2 separate regions of the Mus musculus genome follow, and region 1 is linked to region 2. The links are chromatin loops, found by intact Hi-C in ENCODE. Cell type or tissue: gastrocnemius. All regions are shown on one strand. Links, peaks and the distances in the headings refer to the core of each region. The heading gives the core; the rest is flanking DNA.

Region 1 (5,381 bases), core at 311-5,310, 46 kb after region 2:
TGGCAAAATGACTATTGGTGTTCATGGAATCTCAGCCTTCTTGGCCCCTCCACTTACTGTTAAATAAAAAATAAATTAAAATGAGGAGGCTGAAGAGATGCTCGTGAGGCGCTTGCTGCTCTTACAGAGGACTGGAGTTTTGTTCCTAGCATTCACATGGGGTAGCTCAAACCACCTACAACTAACTCCAGGTCCAAGGGATTAGACTCTGTTGGACACACACACACACACACACACACACACACACACACACACACATTAAAAGCAATGGTAGCTCTTGGGCAATAGTTTGGTGGTAGTGTACTTGCAAAGCATGCTTGAAAACATAAATCCAATGCCTAGTATTATAGATAGGTATGTAGGTAGGTAGGTAGATAGATAGATAGATAGATAGATAGATAGATAGATAGATAGATAGATAGATGGATAGTTGTTTGAGAAGGTCCAATGGCTACATGCATATAGAGAACCCATAAGGTTTGATATTAAGAGTTTCAGCTCGAAAGTTAGATTGCCTAGATTTGTATCCTGCAGCCACCATTTATCAGTTGTGTGACTTTGGGCAAATTACCAACCTTTCCTGTAATAGCCTCAGACCCAGCATCTACATAGTGATGCCCATAGTGGTATTTATCTGATGTGATTTAACTATGTGGTTTCAGTGAGATGACATTTGCAAAATATTGTGCACACGTCCTAGTGTTTAATATTAGGAAGTGGTGGGGAGGAGACAGGCTGCTCTAATTACGTTTCTATAGGAACAAGCCGTTCCTGGAATCATTCACCCCAAGTTGTTAATAGAGTTTTCCCTTGGGAGCAGATTTGGAGGATGCATTTTATAGATCTTTCTCTTTTTCTTTAAGCGCATCTATATTGTTGATTTCAGTTACACGCTATACATCATAACATTAAATCTTTAAAAATAAATACAGTGTATTTTCCAGCTTCCCCCCTTTACACCAAAATAAATTATTGGTGCTCACATGAGATGCCTTCCTGCCAAGCTTAGTTCATTTGTAGGTTAGCCCTTTTGATTCAGATGTTAATTTTCTCAACCCAAAGGGAGCTTTGAGAGCAGCCCAAGCCAGTAAGTAACCAGTGGTACAGCACTGCTCTGCTGCAGTTTTTCTCCTGGTAAGTGGCTGTAAGACACTCAAATCTGTGAGGGGCAGCTTGTCCCTTTGATTCCTCTTCTTACCATGAGAGGTCTGGCCCTTTCACAGCTCCTCACAGGTTCTTTTAAAGGCTTCCGAGAGGTCTATGTGTATTTGCGTGCCTACCTGTCTGTTGGTCCCTGCAACTGGAGTCACTCTACATTTGTTTGTGAGCCTCGATGTGGGAGCTGGAAGCTGAACCCACATCCTCAGCCAGTGCTCTGAATGTCTGAGCCATCTCTCCTGAACCCAGCTTGGTTACGTGCCAGTAGTTTAAAGGAGACATAAAGAGTCAGTCCGCAACCATCCTGCAGAGCTTGACAGTAGGCAGGCAGGTCTGGCAGCTTACATCTGATCCACAAGCCGGAGGCAGAGAGAGCTCCAACTGGGGACCAAAGTATTTATATATATGGGAGCCAGTCTCATACACATCAGCACACCTGCCAAGACCAGGATTACAGTCATGCCTCACTGAGCCACGGTAAATTGGGGATACCCTGCTATCTGCAGTCCTAGGACACAGTGCTGAACTGACCCTAGATTATTTAAGGGTAGCTGGTGGTTATTCATCAATGTTTCTGCTTTACTTGAGCCCATCTCACCCCTTTCTCAACACTTTCTCTGTGGAATCCTGGTTGTCCTGGAACTCTGTAGACCTCAAACTCAAAAGATCTGCCTGTTTGTCTCCCTGGTGTTGAGATTAAAGAGGTTTTGCCACAAAGGGGGAAAAAATGTCAGTCACACATCTAAATGTCTAAAGCACGATTCAAATGAATCAATGTTGATTTCTTTTGGTGCGGGACAACATTTTAATGTGGTTCCAAAAGCTATGTTCTAAGTCAACCCTTTTGAGTTGTGTAGAAGTTTGGTATCATTATTCCCATCATCGTTGAGAAAGATGGGACCCCTATCTTCTACCTCTGAAGAGAAAGCTAGAACTGGACCACATTCCCAGATTCCATCAAAATCCTCTCACCTGGTTTCTGGCCATTTACAGTACCCTCTGCTCCCCACAGAGCCCCACCCCACCCCCCCACCCCCACCCCTGTTGCAGAGACAGGTGGCAGCTCATTTACATAATCTCAAATCTCAATAGCAGGGCAATTTTTCTAATGAATATCGCATGCGTTCATTTGGATCTATATAAAAACATATGTGAAAATTCTCATAGTACAACCATCATTGCCCTGGTACTTTCTCATCTTGTGTGTGGTTTAAACTGCTAATGCTTTCTGCTTTTGTGGCTGATAAACCAACCTTTCACCTTATGGATGGTTAACTTCGTTAGCTTTGGTGTGGATCTCATTCTTCTGGCTGGGGATTCATGAGTTTCCCCCAGAATCTATTCAGTCATTGAGATGCATTCCTGTAGCACTTGAGACTGAGCCCTAAACGCTGTGCTTTGTGTCCCTGATCTACTCTGACCTTTGGAGTTTGTGGCCCATTGAACGGAAGGTCTTCCTTGTGAAATCACAGAATGGTGCCCCAGTTCACTTGCTGTGACTTGATATCACCGAACAAAAATACCATTATCAGTGTCCGAGAAAGGAAAAGACATGGTATCCTGTCTCTTTAAAAGTTGAAGGATGGGGAACACAGCAGAGTTAATTCTTCAGGGGCTGTGCCTTGAGAATTTTCTGGCCCAGAATCAAGTTCCAGATAATTAATTATGTCAGTAAAAAGCTGTGATGGCCCGTTCTCTTCGGAGAAAAGTGACATCACCCGTAGAATTCTCTGGCAATAAAGAAGAACAAAGCTGCGAGCGAGCACAGGAAATAACAGACGAGTGTCCGCGAGTGCATATTTTATCCACTTCAAAGTGCACTGTGAGAAGATGTTCTGTGGGGCTGACTTCCAGCAGCCACGGCCTGGCAGGGGCCTCTGGGCAGCAGAGAGGAAGGCTTGGGGCTGGGCTGCCAGACTCACAAGCTGTGGCCTGATCTGAGTGTGCTGTTCTTAGGAAAGATACTAAAAAGATGACAAAGCTCAAAAGTTTTGGCGAGAGCAGCAAGCCAATCAAGTGATGTAGTGTGAGGAAATCGCAGCAGATGCAGATGCAGATGCAGATGCGGAGGCTTCCGCTGCGGATGAGGTCAGTCTGGGAAACGATACCCGGCCTCTCCTTCAGGCCTCCCTTTGCTTCATCTTCAGCCTCGCTCCCACAACGACTGTCACCGGCACACACCGCATCATGGAACAACGAGAGCACACAGCTCCGAGAAATAGCTCAAAGCTTTAGTCTTTCTCTCGTACAGTGGAGTTAAGAGAATCACGTTAATGTTCCCAATTAAGAGTATTGTCCGTGCTAGGTTGCCTCGAGCTATGTATGGGTTATTGCTAAACTCAACTCTGTCCTTCCCTGAAAAATATGTTAGTTTCATGTTAGCTGTTTAGAGCTAGGCTTTCTTGGCTGAAACATTTTTTTACTTACGTCACCAATTTAAAGCATATTAATAGAAAAGTTTCAAAATTTCAGGTGTCACACATCTGACTATCAGAGACATAAATATTCCTTTGATCTGAAATGACCTGTTCCAAAACTTACTTTAAAATATTTTATATAATTGGCTAAGTAAAGTAAGTTATATTTATGTTATTTAGAAGGTGCATTCTCTATGAACTAACCAGTACCCCGGAGCTCTTGACTCTAGCTGCATATGTATCAGAAGATGGCCTCGTCGGCCATCAGTGGAAAGAGAGGCCCATTGGTTGTGCAAACTTTATATGCCTCAGTACAGGGGAATGCCAGGGCTGAGAAGTGGGAGAGGGTGGGTGGGGGAGCGTTCCATAAGAAATTGCCTTCATTTATAAGGGGACATTCCAAATCAAGTAGGAATGTTAAAAGTACATTGTAAAATGTTTAAGAGTTTTTAAATCAACAATTTTTGTGCTTATTAATTTATTGTTGTTGTTGTTTTTTCTATATGAAAGGACTTAGATTAGACAGCCTGCTTTTGGCATGAGCATCACTACAAAATGTGCTCCTGACACACCTTCTTATTGATGCTGCTTTAGAGAATGCCAAAAAAAAAAAAGTATAGAAAACTAATGCCACTTCTGCTGTGCTGTGCTCTTTTAACAGGCAGTGAACTGCAGATTCTGACAGTATATTCCAATTTTCAATCACATTTTAAAAACTGGATCAAGGGACAGGAGAGGTGGCTTGGGAGTAAAGAGCAATTGCTGCTCTTGCAGAAGGCCCAGGCTGTTCCCAGAACTCAGATGGCATAACCCCAGGTCCAGGGGAACCAACTCCCTCTTTGGACCCATTGGGTACCAGGCACATGTATGATGCGTGTATATATACATTCAGGCAAAACACTCATACATATAAAGTAAAATTAAAAAAAAAATGGTTCAAGAGGCTCAGAGAAGGTGGTCACACTGGTCTGGGCTGCCATCATCCTGCTAGGCTCACAACATAGGAATCGGAGGTATGGTTATGAGTGCTTTAACAGGGTATTGAGAGCAACAGGAATGAGAAGAAAAAAAAATTCCATAGCTTCGACCTATTGAATTAGCCTGTAGAAAGGGTATATAATATTGTATAATTTTGTTAATGTAATATTATAATATTATATTATAATATTAATATTATAATAACTGTATAATATTGCTCAACTGACCCAGATGTTCCATATCAGCCAATTCACTGTGATAAAAGAATGAAAAGAGGAAACGACTTTCATTAGATATCCACTTACACTAGTGACTTCATGTACTTCGTTACAGAGCCAACCAACCTAAGTCATACTGCTACAGTGCATAGCAGAGCCACAGGTGGGTTTCTCAAGGCGCGCACGCTGGGGGGGGGGGAATCATTGATTTATCACATACCTTGCATACTTTAGGTCAAGTACAATCTGTGGCATTGCTGTTGCTGTGCCCATTTTACAGATAGAGACTGAGTTCATAGGCAGACTCAGGTCAAGGTCACACATGGTTGTGCATGTTTTTAGCATAGATTCTCAGGGGCATGCTGTCTTTTCTACCACATTGCATCTGTTGAAGGGCTAAGTCTTGATAATTTCCACCTCCTCTTCCCTTCCCTCCCCCCCCCTCCTGTCCTCTCCTCTCTCCTCTTCCTGTACAGTCCTTCCCCATTTTCCTCCTAGCAAGTAGCCAGTGTAACATTCTCTGCAGGTTCAGGATGACTGAGGCTTTTTGATTCTTTTGAATTTTGTTTTTAAAGAAATTAAAGTATAGTTTTGCCAGCTGGTCACTTGT
Region 2 (5,381 bases), core at 56-5,055:
CAAGACAGGGTTTCTCTTTGCAACCCTGCTGTCCTGGAACTCAATCTGTAGACCAGGCTGGCCTTGAACTCATAGAGGTCCACTTGCCTCTGCCTCTGAAGTACTGGGATTAAAGGTGTGTGCCACCACCACCTGGCTCCACAGATAGTATCTTAGCCACCTCAATGATGATAGGAAGACCATGTGGTAGAAATATAGACCAGGAAATGAAAACATGTCTCTCTAGCTGTCAGGACAGCATTAGGAACACAGCTCCTCATTTTCCTCCTGAAGACTTCTAGAAATGTCCTAATAAGGGTTTCTGAGTCCTGGAAGTCCCTAGTCATAGTGGAAGTGGCGTGTGAGAGGTCAAAATTTTACACCCAGGTTATTATAATCCAGAGATCTGGTTTTAAATCTTATTCTGTGAAACTAAGAGGCAAACACTGTGGAATCTGTTGAATCACACAGCATTTACTTTTTTTTAAAAAATTGAAACAGAGTATCACTAATGTAGCCCAGGCTAGCTTAGAATGTATTTTGTAGCCCAAGCTAATTTTAGACTTGTGACTCTCTTGCCTCAGCCTTTGAGTGCTGACAATACAGGTGTAATTCCTGGCAGTCATGACTTAATTAATTAAGCCTCAACAATAATTCAGTCGTTCATATTCCAAGATGAAAATGAAAGAGAATCTGCCTTTGAAGAAAAGTGAGCAAAACTTTCTTTGGATCTCCTGGTCACCGCTGCATTAGGATTCCAGCTTGAACCCTATAGGTGGAACAACAATATGAACTAAGCAGTACCCCGGAGCTCTTGACTCTAGCTGCATATGTATCAAAAGATGGCCTAGTCGGCCATCACTGGAAAGAGAGGCCCATTGGACACGCAAACTGTATATGCCCCAGTGCAGGGGAACGCCAGGGCCAAAAAAAAAAAAAAAAAAAAAAATGAGAATGAGTGGGTAGGGAAGTGTGTGGGGGAGGGTATGGGGGACTTTTGGGATAGCATTGGAAATGTAATTGAGGAAAATATGTAATAAAAAATATTTTAAAAAAAAGGATTCCAGCTTGGTGTCTGACCACCGTATGGCTACAGAGTACATTTTTAATTTTTAATTGATTACATTAAAAAACAAAATCCTGTGGGGAAAACTTACAGTGCCCTGCACAAGGAGGGTACTCTGTAATTTTTTTCAAAGGGTTGGCTTGCAATGATAGTAATATGAACTCATTTTTACAGTAAACTAAGATAAAAGTTGACCTGGAAATAACTCATTTAGCAAAAGGTCTTCGAGGTTTTTTCCAGCTCAGCCTGTGGCTCCCCTTCTGAATCAGTTTCACTGTGATGTGCCTGCTGACAATAACCAGCTGGACTTCCTTTTGCTACCAAGTCCCTGGCACTCTCAGATCACTTAATCAACCTAGTAAAGAGGACCCTGACATTTGCTCACACAAGGAATGGTATCTGTGTGATCGCCATCCATTCTGTCTGCGGACTTGTTCTTTAGCAACCAGTTTTAAAGTGGCAAAACAGCTGTTGTAAGTTTTTCCTTTCAGCAATACATGCACACATAGGGTTTTGGTGCTTTTAAGTATACAGATGAGAGGCTGGAGAGAGGGCTCAGCAGTTAAGAGCACTGGCTGCTCTTCCAGAGGACCAGGGTTCAATTCCCGGAAACCACATGGCAGCTCTGGAACTCCAGGTCTAGCAGATTGGACACCCTCACACAGACATACATGCAGGCAAAACACCAATGCACATTAAGTAAATAATAAAAAAATTAATTTACAGTTGAAGGAACTCAGAAGGAACAGTGTGATTATTTGGGCAAGTCTAAGCAATGTTCCAAGCATATGTGTAATACATTCACAGTTTAGGTAAAATTTATCAATAAATGGAAAACCCTAATTCTCAGTCTTGGAATTAGAACTTTAGATCAAGCAAAAGTCTATTTATAATATTTTTTAAAACTCTACCTCTACACATCTCACATATATGTTATAGTCACTCATTTAGAATAATTTAAGAGATTTTTTTTCCATAGAGAATTTCTCTCCTGAGGTTTTGATTTGGGGAGCTTGTTTCTTATAATTCCTCTTGTCCGGACTCCTGTCCGTCACTGGATACAGTCCCGAAGCACCAGAGAGGACAGAGAGGCATTTTGGCCATTACCTCAGCTGGCCTATGGGCCCCAACCTGTAGGCAGATTTGCCTGCCTAGGACGGTGGGCTGTGCGGTGGGGGAGACTCTGTGTGCAAGCATGCCACACCTTGGTTCTGGTTGACAGCTGTCAGGTAAATCTTCGTTGGTGGCCACAAGTGTTATTAGGAGAGAGAAAGTGGGCACTGATGGCAAACAGCTCCGCAGTCCTAGAAGAGCAGCCCCCTTTGCATCCTGTGGCCAGTGAGTCATGCCTGCGGAGCAGACCAGAGGTGGCAGCGAGTGAGGGAGCAGGGGAAGGATGCCCTCCCGGTGACAAATTTGGAAAATGCTCACTTTGGGCATTTTTGTTGGCTTGAATGGCAGCTGATGAAAATAAGGTAGTATTGAATTACTGGGAAAGTATTTTTTCTCATGGCTACATGAGAAACAGACTCTGCTATTTATGTGCATCTTAATTTTTAGACGTTAAAACTGTTGGCGTGCAGCCAAATTTAAAAATAACCTGTGTTTTGTACTTTCTTGATGCGTAACTATAGAACATTCCTTGACCTTCCTCCACCCCCTCCCCCAGTATTTAGTTACCATGGCTCCTAACAAAGCTATTTTTTTTCTTGACATGACAGGATGGCAGGGCCCTAGACAGCCTGGAAATGCAAACTCGGAGTGTTGTCTTATGGTGTGCAACTGGTTAACATACTGTGATCCTGTCACAGCTTGTGACTTTTCTGTGCCTGTCCTCGGTTTTGACTTTCTCTTTGTAGTTCCTCCTCAGGCATCAGGCACCTGAGTCTCTCTGTTTCAGCTGGAAGAAGCTTGTTCATTCCCTAGGGATCAGCTGAGTACGAGCACTCAAAACTGTCCTGGGTAGGAATGTAGCTGCATCTGCAGAGGACTTGTCTAAGATGCAAAAGCTACATTGGTTTTCGACTCAATACCAGCCTTAGAAAACAAACAATATCACCAACAAACATCATTTTTCAAAGCTTTCCCCTTTGCCCAGGTCTTCAGCTTTCTGTCTTTGCATGTTTTTCTGATTTATTACATCTCAGGAGCAGTGCCACATCAAATTTACTGAATTCTCAGATAGGAGACTATTACTAAAGAGTGCCCCACACTTCCTTTATTTAAAAGAAAAAAAATAGATCAAAATTTCTGTTTGGTGAGTAGTTAGTTACATGAGAGGCAGAGAGGCACTGAGGCATGAGTGCCTACTGCATTTGTTTACAATGAGTTTACTGATGGTGGCCGTCCGTGCACACAACTCCTCTGGGAATCTGATGGCCTCGGAGCTGGAGCAGCTCTGCTCCAGACTTCCCGAGTATGATGATATTTAAAAGAAGACTTTATATCCATGACCTGAACATCCTTCTATACTTAAAAGTTTTCAAAAAGATAACCACTTTTAATAATAAAAACCAATAGTAGTAACAACAACAACAACAACAACAACAATAATAATAATAACAGCAACAACAACTCATCAAAGTTAATCCCCCCAATGCATATGGCACAATTCTACTACATGACTTCTTTCCTTGTTTTTAAAATCAGTTATTATTATCATTAGAATATATGACATATATCCATGTGTGTAAATCAGATGACAGCTGTGAGGAGTCAGTTTGCTCCTTCTACCTTAGGGACCAGAGATTGAGAGTTCAGACCACCAGGTTCCTGGGATGCCCTTTATCCCCTGACCCATCCTCCTGGCCTACTTGCTTTCTTCATGACTATTTTCAACTCTGCTCTTTAGTTCTCTTAAACTCCTTTCTCCACATGTCTCCGTAGGCAGGAACGTTAACCTGAACATTTCCTGGTAAACTCGCTGATATTGGCTGAGTTCGTCCTAGTTGAAATTAATCCATTTCAGTCTTCCTGTCTGCTCTCCCAACCCCCCTTCACATTTTGGAGTGTAGCTGAGCCCTGCACATTGGTGGTAGTGAAAAGAGATCTGGGGGAAGTACCCAGGAGTCTGGCTTTTGTCTGCTTTACAGTGGCCGCTGCTTCCAAGAGGCTGTTGTCAGGACTGCCTATCTAATTAAAAAGCCCAGTGAAAAATGAAAATGTGGGATGTGGGTAGGTGTCCAAGGATAATTAAGAATCTCAAGTTGGGCTGGTAGCACAGGCTTATAATCTTGGGCCTTTCTTTTATGGCAAAACAAGAGGATCAGGAGGCCAAAGATTTTTGGCTGCATGATGACAATGAGGCCATGGGATACAGGTCAAAAACAAAAAACAAAAACAAAGCAAAAAAAAAAAAAGGTGGGGAGGGAAGGGGGTGAAACATTTCAAGGAAGAGCACAGAACAAGCAGTGGCCTGTATGACTGCTCAGCTCACACAACAGTGGAGCCCACTCTACCTGCACCCACTGCTGTCCTCTCCCAGGCTGACTCCCGATGAAATAACCCCACTACTCTCTGGCGAAATAGCTCTGCTCCCATGACATCTCTGAACTCCATCCTAATCTGCACAGACACCCTGCACCTTCCACTTCAACTCCAGTCTTGGTGCTCTACCTTGAAAGCCCCCTGTACCAATGATTCATGCGTTAGCACACAGGCTGCCTCTCCAGTCTGTTGTCCTGCTGTACTGGGCTTTTGGCCACGTCTCTGTCTCTCAGAAAATCCTAGTAGGTGCTTGAGGCACACACTGCTAAATCTGGAGTATACATTTGCATATCTCAGGACATGGGCTAGTGCCAGTGGGAATCCTCTTGAGTTTTAGCCATAAAACTTCGTGGGAATTCCTTTCCTTTTATGTTCATTTCTTTAGCAGTGTATCTGAGAGAGGAGGTAGGGAGGGACAGAGGACGTCACTGCCGCCCTATCTTTTCTCTCAGTCTGTTCTTATTTTCAAATTACAGCGAGCTGGGGACAGAATGAAAACGGGTAGAGACTGTCCAGCTTAGATGTACCCATTAAGCAAGTTTGTTACAGCTTAGATCCAGGTTGATAAACTAAGGGCTAAAGATCAGACAGAGTCACATCGGACGACTTCTCTGCTGTCTGTGATTTCCTGTTGCATGGAGCTGAGTAGAAATACCAGAAGCCAGATAGTGCTGCAAAGTGCAACATGCTTACTGTCGACAGACACAGCTTGTCAACCCCAGTCCTAGATGTTCACAGAACATAAAGTGACCCTGTCCCTCCTGCTTAACTATATGGCAGTGCCTGAAACCTTAGCTGTTAAGCTGTCACAGGGCAGGGATTCCTGCCATAACACTACTGGGAAGGACCG

Evidence for each region. Hi-C counts contacts between places; a loop is a spot of excess contacts. Peaks named below come from ENCODE experiments on the same cell type or tissue, not always from the same donor. Only the 100,000 strongest peaks of a DNase experiment are listed, where the experiment ranks them.
Region 1: a loop joins it to region 2, with 2.1 times the contacts of the local background. A loop is called at or near these places in 7 of 42 quality-filtered maps.

What each region holds. Positions count from the first base shown.
Region 1 is chr9:79,873,487-79,878,867 of GRCm38, reverse strand. The region is part of intron 2 of Filip1 (filamin A interacting protein 1); the gene reads left to right. Among named protein-coding and RNA genes, the nearest start is that of Gm35261, 51 kb to the left of the region's middle. In gastrocnemius, for the core only: no CTCF peak of the experiment used is centred there; a DNase peak (open chromatin) is centred at 3,055; H3K4me3 peaks cover 1,050 bases; H3K27ac peaks cover 1,690 bases.
Region 2 is chr9:79,919,455-79,924,835 of GRCm38, reverse strand. The region is part of intron 1 of Filip1 (filamin A interacting protein 1); the gene reads left to right. Among named protein-coding and RNA genes, the nearest start is that of Gm35261, 5.4 kb to the left of the region's middle. In gastrocnemius, for the core only: no CTCF peak of the experiment used is centred there; a DNase peak (open chromatin) is centred at 2,246; H3K4me3 peaks cover 1,465 bases; H3K27ac peaks cover 4,457 bases.